Regions from separate parts of the Homo sapiens genome. Here region 1 is linked to region 2. A link is a contact called in ENCODE Hi-C or POLR2A ChIA-PET data. All regions are on one chromosome and are shown on one strand. Each heading gives the region's core, a stretch centred on a gene start or an enhancer-like site at or near the end of the contact. The rest is flanking DNA. Distances are from core to core; before and after follow the strand shown. Region 1 holds the start of ARVCF (ARVCF delta catenin family member). Region 2 holds the start of MRPL40 (mitochondrial ribosomal protein L40).

Region 1 (4,995 bases), core at 2,018-4,517, 580 kb after region 2:
GTGGAGCCGGTCTTGCCTGCTGTGGCGGTCCCAGCTGCCCTCTGGTGGCCATGCTCAGCTCCCCGTTGCTCTGCCAGAGGCGGCAGCCCCTCAATCAGCAGGGGCAGTGGGAAGGGCCTGTGCATAACTGGTTATGGAGTGGGGGGAACTCTGTGGCCCCAGGCACCCACCAGCTCTGGGTCATCTTCCCGACCTGAAACAGGCCAAGATATGAAGGCCCTGAGCCAGGAAAACCTACTAAGGGATCCCTGATCCCAAGTCCCCTCAGAGTGACCCAAGACTTCATCTTGGGTTTTTCTGTTTGTTTTTTTGTGGGTATTTTTTTTTCTTTTTTTGAGACGGAGTCTCACCCTGTCACCCAGGCTGGAGTGCGATGGCACAATCTTGGCTCACTGCAACCTCTGCCTCCCAGGTTCAGGCAACCCTCCTGCCTCAGTCTCCCCAGCAGCTGGGATTACAGGCATATGCCACCAGGTCCAGCTAATTTGTTTTGTATTTTTAGTAGAAACAGGGTTTCACCATGTTGGCCAGGCTGGTCTCAAACTCCTGACCTCAGGTGATCTGTCTGCCTGCCTCGGCCTCCCAAAGTGCTGGGATTACAGGTACGAGCCACCGTGACCAGCCCATCCTGGTTGTTTTGTTTGTTTTTGTTTTTTGGAGATAGAGTCTCGCTCTATCACCCAGGCTGGAGTGCAGTGGTGTGATCTTGGCTCACTGCAACCCTCACCTCCCCGGTTCAAGCGATTCTCCTGCCTCAGCCTCTTGAGTAGCTGGGACTACAGGCGCATGCCACCATGCCCGACTAATTTTTGTATTTTTAGTAGAGACAGGGTTTCACCATGTTGGCCAGGCTAGTGTCAAACTCCTGACCTCAGGTGATCCACCTGCCTTGGCCTCCCAAAGTGTTGGGATTACAGGCATGAGCCACTGCGCCCGGCCTCATTCTGGTCTTAATTGAAGCTGCTGACAAAAGAACAGACACCTCCCCATGACTAAGCCACCATCAGGGAAGTCCCCAGGACCCCCAAGGCCCAGCTGGTGCTCTGCAGTGCTGTCCCTGGACCCCCACCCTCCATTCCTGGCCCTGTCTACAGAATGGGCCCTGACTCCCTATCCCAGCTCTACCCTGTCACTCCCTCTGCCAGGGCCAGGCGGGGAGCACGACAGATGGGCTGGACAGAGGGTGGTGCCTGGCATCCGTGTGCAGAGCTCCCTGCTCCACCCAGAGACCGGGGATCCTGCTGCTCCTGCACCTTCTGTCCTTACTCAGGACAGCCTCATGCTCCCCCAGGCCAGACTCCTGGGGTGAAGGAGCACAGGGAACTCACCCTGAATCCCTGTGTAGCACAAACAGAAGGAGGGGTGCTACCCTACCCTCACAGAGCCACAGAGATGCAGAGGGCCCCGGGACTGGGGGGAGACTACAGGGCCACCTCTGGAGGGAGTGCCAGAGCAAACATGGGAGCCAAGCAGCCCAGATGTGGTGGGTGGGGAGACTCAAATTTAGCAGGATTGAGGGTCAGAACTTGTTCTCCCAGGAGGAACCTTGGTCAGAAGGTCCTTGTGTTTATGCTGAAAAGCCTGACAGGGCAGCTCAGCCAAGAGCTGGGCAGGGGCTGGCTTGGCTGTGCTCAACTACCCTCTCAGCTGGGACTTGAGTCCCTTAGCGAATGTTCTGTGCCCAGTCCTCTGCTGGGCGCTGGTGGACCCCAGAATGGGGGTAGGGTGGGGACAGGGGACAGCTGGGAGCAGACATTGCGGATAGGATGGGGCAAGACTGGGGGAAATGCCTTCCCAGACACGCTGCGGCTCACACTGTCGCCTGATCTAAGGCCTGGATCACCTGCTTAGGAGCTGACCGGCCACTGGCATGGCACACCGGGCAAGAGAGCGCTGACTGCCCCCCTGCATTCAGCACCATCCCAGCTCCAATAGAGTGAGTACAAGATAGGTAACACCTGCCTTGTTTGGACCAGACCTCTAAACACCGCCCAGATCCCAGAGTAAAGGCAGATAAGGCAGTAGTTAAGAAGTAGGAAGAAGTAAAGGCAGCTACCCCAGAGAAGCTAAGGTCGGGAGAGGTGGAGGCTCCCACTGCACCCCCCTGGCCCATACCATAGGGGAGGTTTCCCCCACAGCAGCCTGGGTACTCACCTGAGGTTATTAGACAGCAGCATTAAGAGCCTACTCTAAAAAATACCCACGGGGCACCTTTCTTTTCCTTATTTCTAAATATGCCTGGATGTAGGGAAAGGGAGCTGAAGTCCTTTAGTTCCATTTTAAGTATGTTACATTACACATAGCTAAGAAACGGTGAAATATTGTAAGCAGCCAATATTTAATTATTTAAAAATTAAAATAGGCTGGAGCTCTCAGGCCACCTGCCCAGGGCGACTCCCCAGCAAACCGAGCAGTCTCCCTCAGAGTGGAGATGACATGTCTCCGCACCGGCACCGAGGGGGCGCAGGGCGGCGTGGGGAGGGGGACCCAGGCCGGGGGTCCGGGTGGCGCGCCCTCTCTCACCCCCGAGGCGGCAGGAGCAGCGCGGCGCGAGGACACCTCCGGGCCGTCGGTGCCCCTGAGCTTCCCGGCGGCGCGCTGCCCCAGGAAAGTTCCCGGCCTGCCGCCCCTCGGGCTGTTGGAAAGTTTCGGCGGCTGCAGGGCCCTGGCAGCTAGGCGCCAAGCGTCGCGCGGGGCGGGCACGGCTGCGGGGTCGGGCCGCGCTCGGCTGGAGTGCTCAGTGCAAGACGCCCGGACGGGTAGGGTAGGGCCCCAAGGCCACGCACAAAGAGACCCGCCCCCGCCGGCCCGGGGTCTCGGACGCCGCAGAGCGCGCGGACAAGACGCGGGTGGGGCGGAGATTGGCTCCGACGTCCGGCCCAGACCCTCGCCCGGATCTCGACTCCAGGGATAGGACCCTGTCCGGACCGCTGCCCGGAATGCGTCCCATATCTGCAGCCCCGCCCCCAGTCCCGGCTCCGACCCGAGGCCCCAGCCCCGGGTCCCACACCCCGCCCACTGGCTCAGGCTTACCTGGAGCGCAGCGTGGGCGGCCCCGCAGCGCGGCCTCGGACCCCAGAAGGGCTTCCCCGGGTCCGTTGGCGCGCGGGGAGCGGCGTTCCCAGGGCGCGGCGCGGTGCGGCGCGGCGCGGGTCGCAGTCCACGCGGCCGCAACTCGGACCGGTGCGGGGGCCGCCCCCTCCCTCCAGGCCCAGCGCGCAACCCGAGACCCCGGGCCAGCCCTCCCGCCCTCACGCGGCCCGTGCGCAAAGCGGACCGGGCCGGCGACGCGAATCTCCGCCCCGCCCCATCTGACAGCAAATTTTCCCATTGGTCGAGAGACCCGGCGCGGCACGGCAACCGGCGCCGATTGGGCGGATGCGCGGAGATGACGGCTTGCCATTGGGCCTCCGGGATGTCAGTCCCGGCGGATGACCGGCCCCCTCGCGGAGGGGCCGCGGCCCCGCACCTGCCCGAACCTCTGCGGCGGCGGTGGCAGGGTACGCGGGACCGCTCCCTCCCAGCCGACTTACGAGAACATCCCCCGACCATCCAGCCCCGAGCAGGGACTGGCAGAGCCGGCGCCCCTTCCCCGGACTCTGGCCGCGTAGCCTCCGCCACCACTCCCAGTTCACAGGTATCCTTCTTCAGCGCCTGCTACTCGCTGCGCGCTGCGCGCCGCTCCCTCCTGTCGACATCGAATTGTATTCTTCACGCAAGCCGCGAGAGAGAGTTCTGCTGCTATCCCCATTTTACAGTTGGGAAACAGCCTCAGAGAGGTTCTCACTTGCTTGAACACAGTCGTCTGACCCTGGGGCCTGGGGGCTCTCTCATCCTCACGCCCCTGGGTCCCCGCAGCGGGGAGACGATGGAGGTAGGAGCTGCAGTATTTCCGAGGGCAGGAAGGGACCCCCTCGGTAAACCAGGGGCTCACCTCCCCCACCAGGCCTGGATGTAGAGACCTCTTGGGCTTGTCCCACCCTGCAGGCCCCCCATGGGGCCGCCCTTTCTTACCTCCTCCTGGCATTCTCACAGCCCCACAGCTCTGCGTCTGGGGAGGCAGAGTTGTGCGTTTATGCCCGCACCCCGTACTACTGTCCCATTTTCTTCACCCTACCTGGAGTCAGGAAGAAACGGTGCTTCACTGCCTGTTGAGATTCACGTAGGTTACATTTCCTTGCCAGATTAAGAGCACCTGACATGAGTGGGACCATGACCCTCCGCCAGCTCTGCGTAACCTTGTGGTGTAGGGGGGAACCAGCAGGGATGCTGCCCAGTGGGCTTTTCTAGGGGGAGGTCCTGAGATGACTTCTTAGCCAGTGACCCTGGCTCACGCATGCTGTCATCCTTTCCTGCCCTGGATGCACCTGGAGATGACCAGTTCCTCGGCTCATTGCATTCTCCAAGGCCGCCTGGGGAACCAAACTGCCCACAACCATGCTTATGAGTGGTGGAGGGGTGTGACCAGACACTCTTGTCTTATCCACCCATATTGGGAGTCCAGTGTGTTCATCCAATCATTCCTTGGCCAGGACAAAGAAAATGAAATGGCCCAAGGCAAGAACTCACTGCTGGGACCACCGCTGGGTCCATCTGTGTGCTGGCAGCATGGTGAATCGATCCCAGCTGCCTTTCAGAGCCAGGCAGCTACTATCAATCGATTGGAGCTGGCACTTGACGTGCCAATTGGCCTCCTGGCATAGGGTTGTTGCTTGCTGCTCTGGGAGGGCAGAATGAAGTAGCTGTCCCTAGAATAGGGGCCCTCACAAACCAGGTAGCTGTCATCCTGTGGAGCAGCACCATGGTGACATTCTGGCTCAGGTGCTGTGTAGCTGAGGGGTCGTTTCCTCCATTTAGGAGTAGACGTAATGAGTCCAGCTGTCCCCAGCCATCTCTTCAAGGCCATTGGACCCTGGTTCTGCTGGAGCCCCTCTTCTCACAGTTACCTCATAGTCCTGCACCACCCCCTCCCCACACTTGCAAGAGGGACTGGAC
Region 2 (4,604 bases), core at 1,708-4,207:
CCCTCAGCAATAAGGGCCACTGTTGTGCTTGCTCTGCCAGGCTGATGCACTTGGCTGCTGATCTGAGTGTAGTCTCTTATTCATTTGTACCTAGTTCGTCACTTAAGCATCTTGACTTACTTATGTTTACATAGCATAAAACTTTTGGCCTACAAAGGAGCTTATCAAAAAGGAACAAGTTATATGACAGTAGAAGAGAGGCTGGAGAAGGGTAGGCTATTCACAAAAACTGATTTAGGTAAAGCATTTTAAAATAAAAATTCTATCAGACCTTCACACAGTAAACTAGTTCATAATAACATTTTTCCTTTCCTAATCACAAGCATCATAATTCATAATTACAATATTTGTCCAGTTCTCCAGGGAAAGATCTGCACAGTACACATCAGGAAATGCTCTTGGAGATCAACAGGAGAAATGAAACTAAAACTCAAGGCTTCGGCTTTCATGCACAGTAAACCTAACTTCATCTTGATAAATTATGAAAACCTCAGCTTTCTTACCTGTTTTAGCCAATATTTATCACATACCCATCATGTGGAAGAGGTTGTTCAATGCAGTAGGGCATACAGAAGGGACTGAGGCAGTCCCTACCCTGGGGGCATATGGAAAGTACCCTCACACCTTCCATGCCAGGCAAAACACACAGACAGTGATACAGCACATCTACCGGGGTAACTCAGGATGAACAGTTTCAAAAGAAACACGTGAACCTAGTCCCTGAAAAATGGGAAAGATGTCACACAAGATGGAAGGAGAGAGAGGTGGCAGGAGGAGAACACACACATGATCAGTTCAGTTTAGTTGTGGTAGTAGAGAGCATCCTGGGACCAAATTCAAAACGAAAAAGCCACATGTTAAAATATCTATTCTCGCTCCTAAAGAAAACGGTAGCACCCTGTAGTCGCACTGCAAAGTAGAAATGAGGAACAAGACAGCATCAGGGTGACCCTTTGCCTGTCAACAGTCAGACAGGCCAGAATCAGGCCCTGGGCTGGAGGAGTCTCCCTGGGTTGATTTCTGTGCTACAGTGCTGTCAGCAGAGTGGGGTGGGGGAGGGGGAGGCGCGCTTTTTTCATCTACCCGGGGAGCAAACACCAACTCCTGCAGCAGTTCTGCCAACAAGGCAGAACTATGACGAAACTGATTACCACTAGCCTCTCTGTATCAGAGTCAAGATATGGGGTGGATGAGTCCGTTCCCCAAGGGTGTGCTTTGGAGCCACTGCCACAGAGCTAAGAAGCCCCTCTGCTAGAACACACCTGTGCCCTATCTGCCCAACCCTAGTTCACCCTGATGTCCCAGCTCAGCATTAATCGTGGATCCTTCGCGGGGGCCCGGGGCCCCCAAACCCTCCTATTTAGGGACCACAATTCCCCAACTGGGGGCACTGTCCCCAGATCCAGAGGGGCAGTAACAGTCCCTCTTGCAGATTTCGGATCTTCATCCTGCCACTGAAAGGCCACAAGGGGGATTTCATCCCGGTTTCACCTTCAGGACCGTCTGAGCACTTCTCGGGCGATGCAGACCAGTGGAAGGCACTGGCTGGCACCAAGGCCCGCTCCTGGGAGCCAGGCCGCGGCCCCTCCAAGGACCACAGGTGGGCAGCGGAAGACTCAGAGCAAGAGCCAGGGGCGAAGATGGCCCTCGCTGCGGTCAACCCGGAGCACGTGCTGGGGCTCACCAGCCTCTCCGCGCTGAGGACAAAGTCCGCTCCCGCCGGCTTCTTGGCTTGGGCACCGGGTACCGGGCGTCAGGGGCGAGACAGGCAGGACTTGCGCGCGCCCCGACTCGACTCCAGACCCCGACCCGACTCCGGGCTCGGCCTCCCGCGACCCCTGCGCGCACTCACCATTGTGGTTGACCCAGGTCGGCTTCAGGAGCTTCATTGTTCGGCCGCCGCCGCCGCCGGGCTGAGGCGAGCGCCGGGTCCCTCAGCGCGCCCGGGCCATGGAGCCACCGCCGCCGCTTCCTCCCGCGCCACCCGCCCTCCGGCCGCCGCCCGCCCCGCGCCCTCAGGGCCGCCGCGCCATCGCCGGCCCGCGCCCCCCTCCGCCGCCACAGCCGCCACCCGCGCTCGGCCGCCGCCGCCGCCACCACAGCCGCATCCCCTGCGCCGCTCCTCCTCAGGCGGCTCCCGGGCAACGCCGGAAGTCACGGCGCGCACCTGCCAAATCGCCCCGGCGGGAAACCGCTCCCCACGCGGACTGGGCCGCCCCGGCTCCTCCGCTGGCAGGGGCTTCGGGTCGGGCCCGGGCGCGGGCGCCCCAGAAAGGGCGGTTCGCCTGGACGGCGGACAGCGAGCGGGGCCTGCAGTTGCAACCCGGGCCGCCCGCAGAGGCAGGCGGGGCCCAGGTGGCGTGGACCGCCCGTCACCAGCTCTGCCTCGCCAGTCTGAGTCCGACTTATTAACTAGCTTCCGTCATTCATCAACACGCGCTATTGGGCATCTTGCGAGCGCCGGGCTCCGCGCCGGCGCCGGAATGCGATCCGGGCTTCGGACTCGAACGAATGCGGGGGACGAGCCAACCCTGGTGGGGGAGGCTGGGGCGGACGCGTTTATTAGAAGATCGGGGCCGTTTGCCTAGACATGAACATTTGGACTCGGAGGAGCAGAGGGACGCCCCCTCGGCCGCTCCGGCTGCACTGCGGAGCCGAGGCCCGCGCGAGGGCGCAGACCGACCAACCGGCTAGGGCCTGACTGGCTAGACTGTGCCCGCTGCAGAGGCGCGCTCCCAGCACAGGGCGGGGACGGAAGGGAGGACCCCGAGCCGCGTGAAACGCAAGGCCCTCGTGTGTGCGCAGCTGACACCCTAGGCGGGGCTGCGTCGGGGGCGGGGACAGGCGCGTCCCAGCCCACGCAGCCGGAACGCCTGAGCGCTGGGCGCCTGGTCTGCCGGACCTCAGCAGGGGGCACCGCGGGCCGGACTGTGGAGGGGCGCACGCCCGGAAGCGGCGAGGGTAGCCATGACGGCCTCCGTGCTGCGAAGTATCTCGCTAGCCCTGCGCCCGACTAGCGGGTGAGTGCGGACGCTGGCCGGATAGCGGAGTGCCCAGGGCGCGTGCGGGGTCTTCGCGACTGTCCGCCAGGACTCGCCTGTGCTCCCTGCTCGCCTCCCAGTCCACGAATATCTCAGGGATGAGCCATCTGGTCGTGACTCTTATGCATGAAAATCTGAGCACCCTGGCGAGCAGCGGTCCTGCTTAAGTCCTCTGTGGTCTGAACGAAAGATTTTGAAAAACCTTCCACGTTGACCTTGCTGTCATATCAAGTAGTTAGAAGTGCCCCGGGTTTGGGAGCATTGCAATTTTTTATTTTCCTGTGAAGTGGGAGAGAATCAGATATTTATTTATTTATTTGAGACAGAGTCTCGCTCTGTCGCCCAGGCTGGAGTGCAGTGGCGCGATTTCGGCTCACTGCAACCTCTGCCTCCCGGGTTCAAGCAGTTCTGCCCCGGCCTCCCGAGTAGCTCGGATTACAGGCGCCCAACACCACGCCCGGCTAATTTTTGTATTTTTAGTAGAGACGGGGTTTCACCATGTTGGCCAGGCTGGTCTTGAACTCCTGACCTCGCGATCCACCCGCCTCGGCCTCCCAAAGTGCTGGGATTACAGACGTGAGCAACCGCGCCTAGCCTGGAGAAGCAGATATTTATACATACTCTTGTATCTTTCAGGCTTCTGGGAACTTGGCAGACGCAGCTTAGAGAGACTCACCAGCGAGCGTCATTGTTGTCTTTCTGGGAACTCATTCCCATGAGGTAAAACTCAATCGAGGGCCTGACCTCTGGGGGTAAAGGTGTCAGTCTATGTGTAGAGAACAAAGCAAGAATGCTGGATGTGTGGTTTGCAAAATTAACAGCCTACAAAGTTTCTCAGTTAAATTTAGGCCGATGCTTTTCTGTTTTTCCAACATTTTCCAAACCATAGATTGTTGTTTGTAATTTTTAAAATTTGAGCAGTTTCTCAAGAAGTAAGTATTCTCCTTGAAGGGATTCTTGTGTGTTTTAAAGGACACAGCTTAAGTTTCTGTTTCTCCATGACCCTTCCTCTTCCCTGCCCATTCGGAGGCCCTGGAGAGTGTGGGGAAGATGCAAGTATTAAAGGTATTTCCATCTGGCACTCTCGACTCTTTGTAGATACTTGATTCAGTCAATCTTGATAGTAAAGGATTTGATTTTTCTTTTTTTTTTGAGATGGAGTCTCACTGTGTCACCCAGGCTGGAGTGCAGTGGTGTGACCTCGGATCACTGCAACCTTCGCCTCCTGGGTTAAACTAATTCTCCTGCCTCAGCCTCCCAAGTAGCTGGGATTACAGGCGCCCACTACCACGCCCGGCTAATTTTTGTGTTTTTAGTAGAGACGGGGTTTCACCATGTTGGATGTTGGTCAGGCTGGTCTCGAACTCCTGATCTCAGGTGATCCACCCACCTCAGCACCCAAAGTGCTGGGATTACAGGCCTGAGCCACCGCACCCAGTCCACAAATCAATTTTAATAGTAATAAGCTTCTAATCTAACAGTTTGGTATTTTCACTTTTGAGTGTAATCCCAAGGCACACCTGAATCCCAGCAATAAAGAGGAACACTTCCCGATTTTATACC

The links. Hi-C counts contacts between places; a loop is a spot of excess contacts on that map. ChIA-PET counts read pairs that join two places held with the same protein, here RNA polymerase II (POLR2A). Pooled maps may share reads with other maps.
Region 1: a pooled map shows a loop between it and region 2 (3-fold over the local background). The contact joins the promoter of ARVCF here to the promoter of MRPL40 in region 2. A Hi-C loop is called at or near these places in 7 of 50 pooled maps. POLR2A ChIA-PET finds 5 or more read pairs at or near these places in 2 of 52 experiments (GM10248 and activated naive CD4-positive, alpha-beta T cell).

What each region holds. Positions count from the first base shown.
Region 1 is chr22:20,013,556-20,018,550 of GRCh38, forward strand. It overlaps ARVCF (ARVCF delta catenin family member), which reads right to left and starts at 3,268. Exons shown (of 20, transcript NM_001670.3): 1 at 3,034-3,268. It also overlaps a transcript of TANGO2 not described here. RefSeq lists a silencer at 3,160-3,559.
Region 2 is chr22:19,429,588-19,434,191 of GRCh38, forward strand. It overlaps MRPL40 (mitochondrial ribosomal protein L40), which reads left to right and starts at 2,958. Exons shown (of 4, transcript NM_003776.4): 1 at 2,958-3,020; 2 at 3,678-3,761. The coding sequence starts at 2,968. It overlaps HIRA (histone cell cycle regulator), which reads right to left and starts at 2,146. Exons shown (of 25, transcript NM_003325.4): 1 at 1,853-2,146. The coding sequence starts at 1,889. RefSeq lists enhancers at 613-742, 983-1,052, 1,001-1,748 and silencers at 2,033-2,432, 2,723-3,032.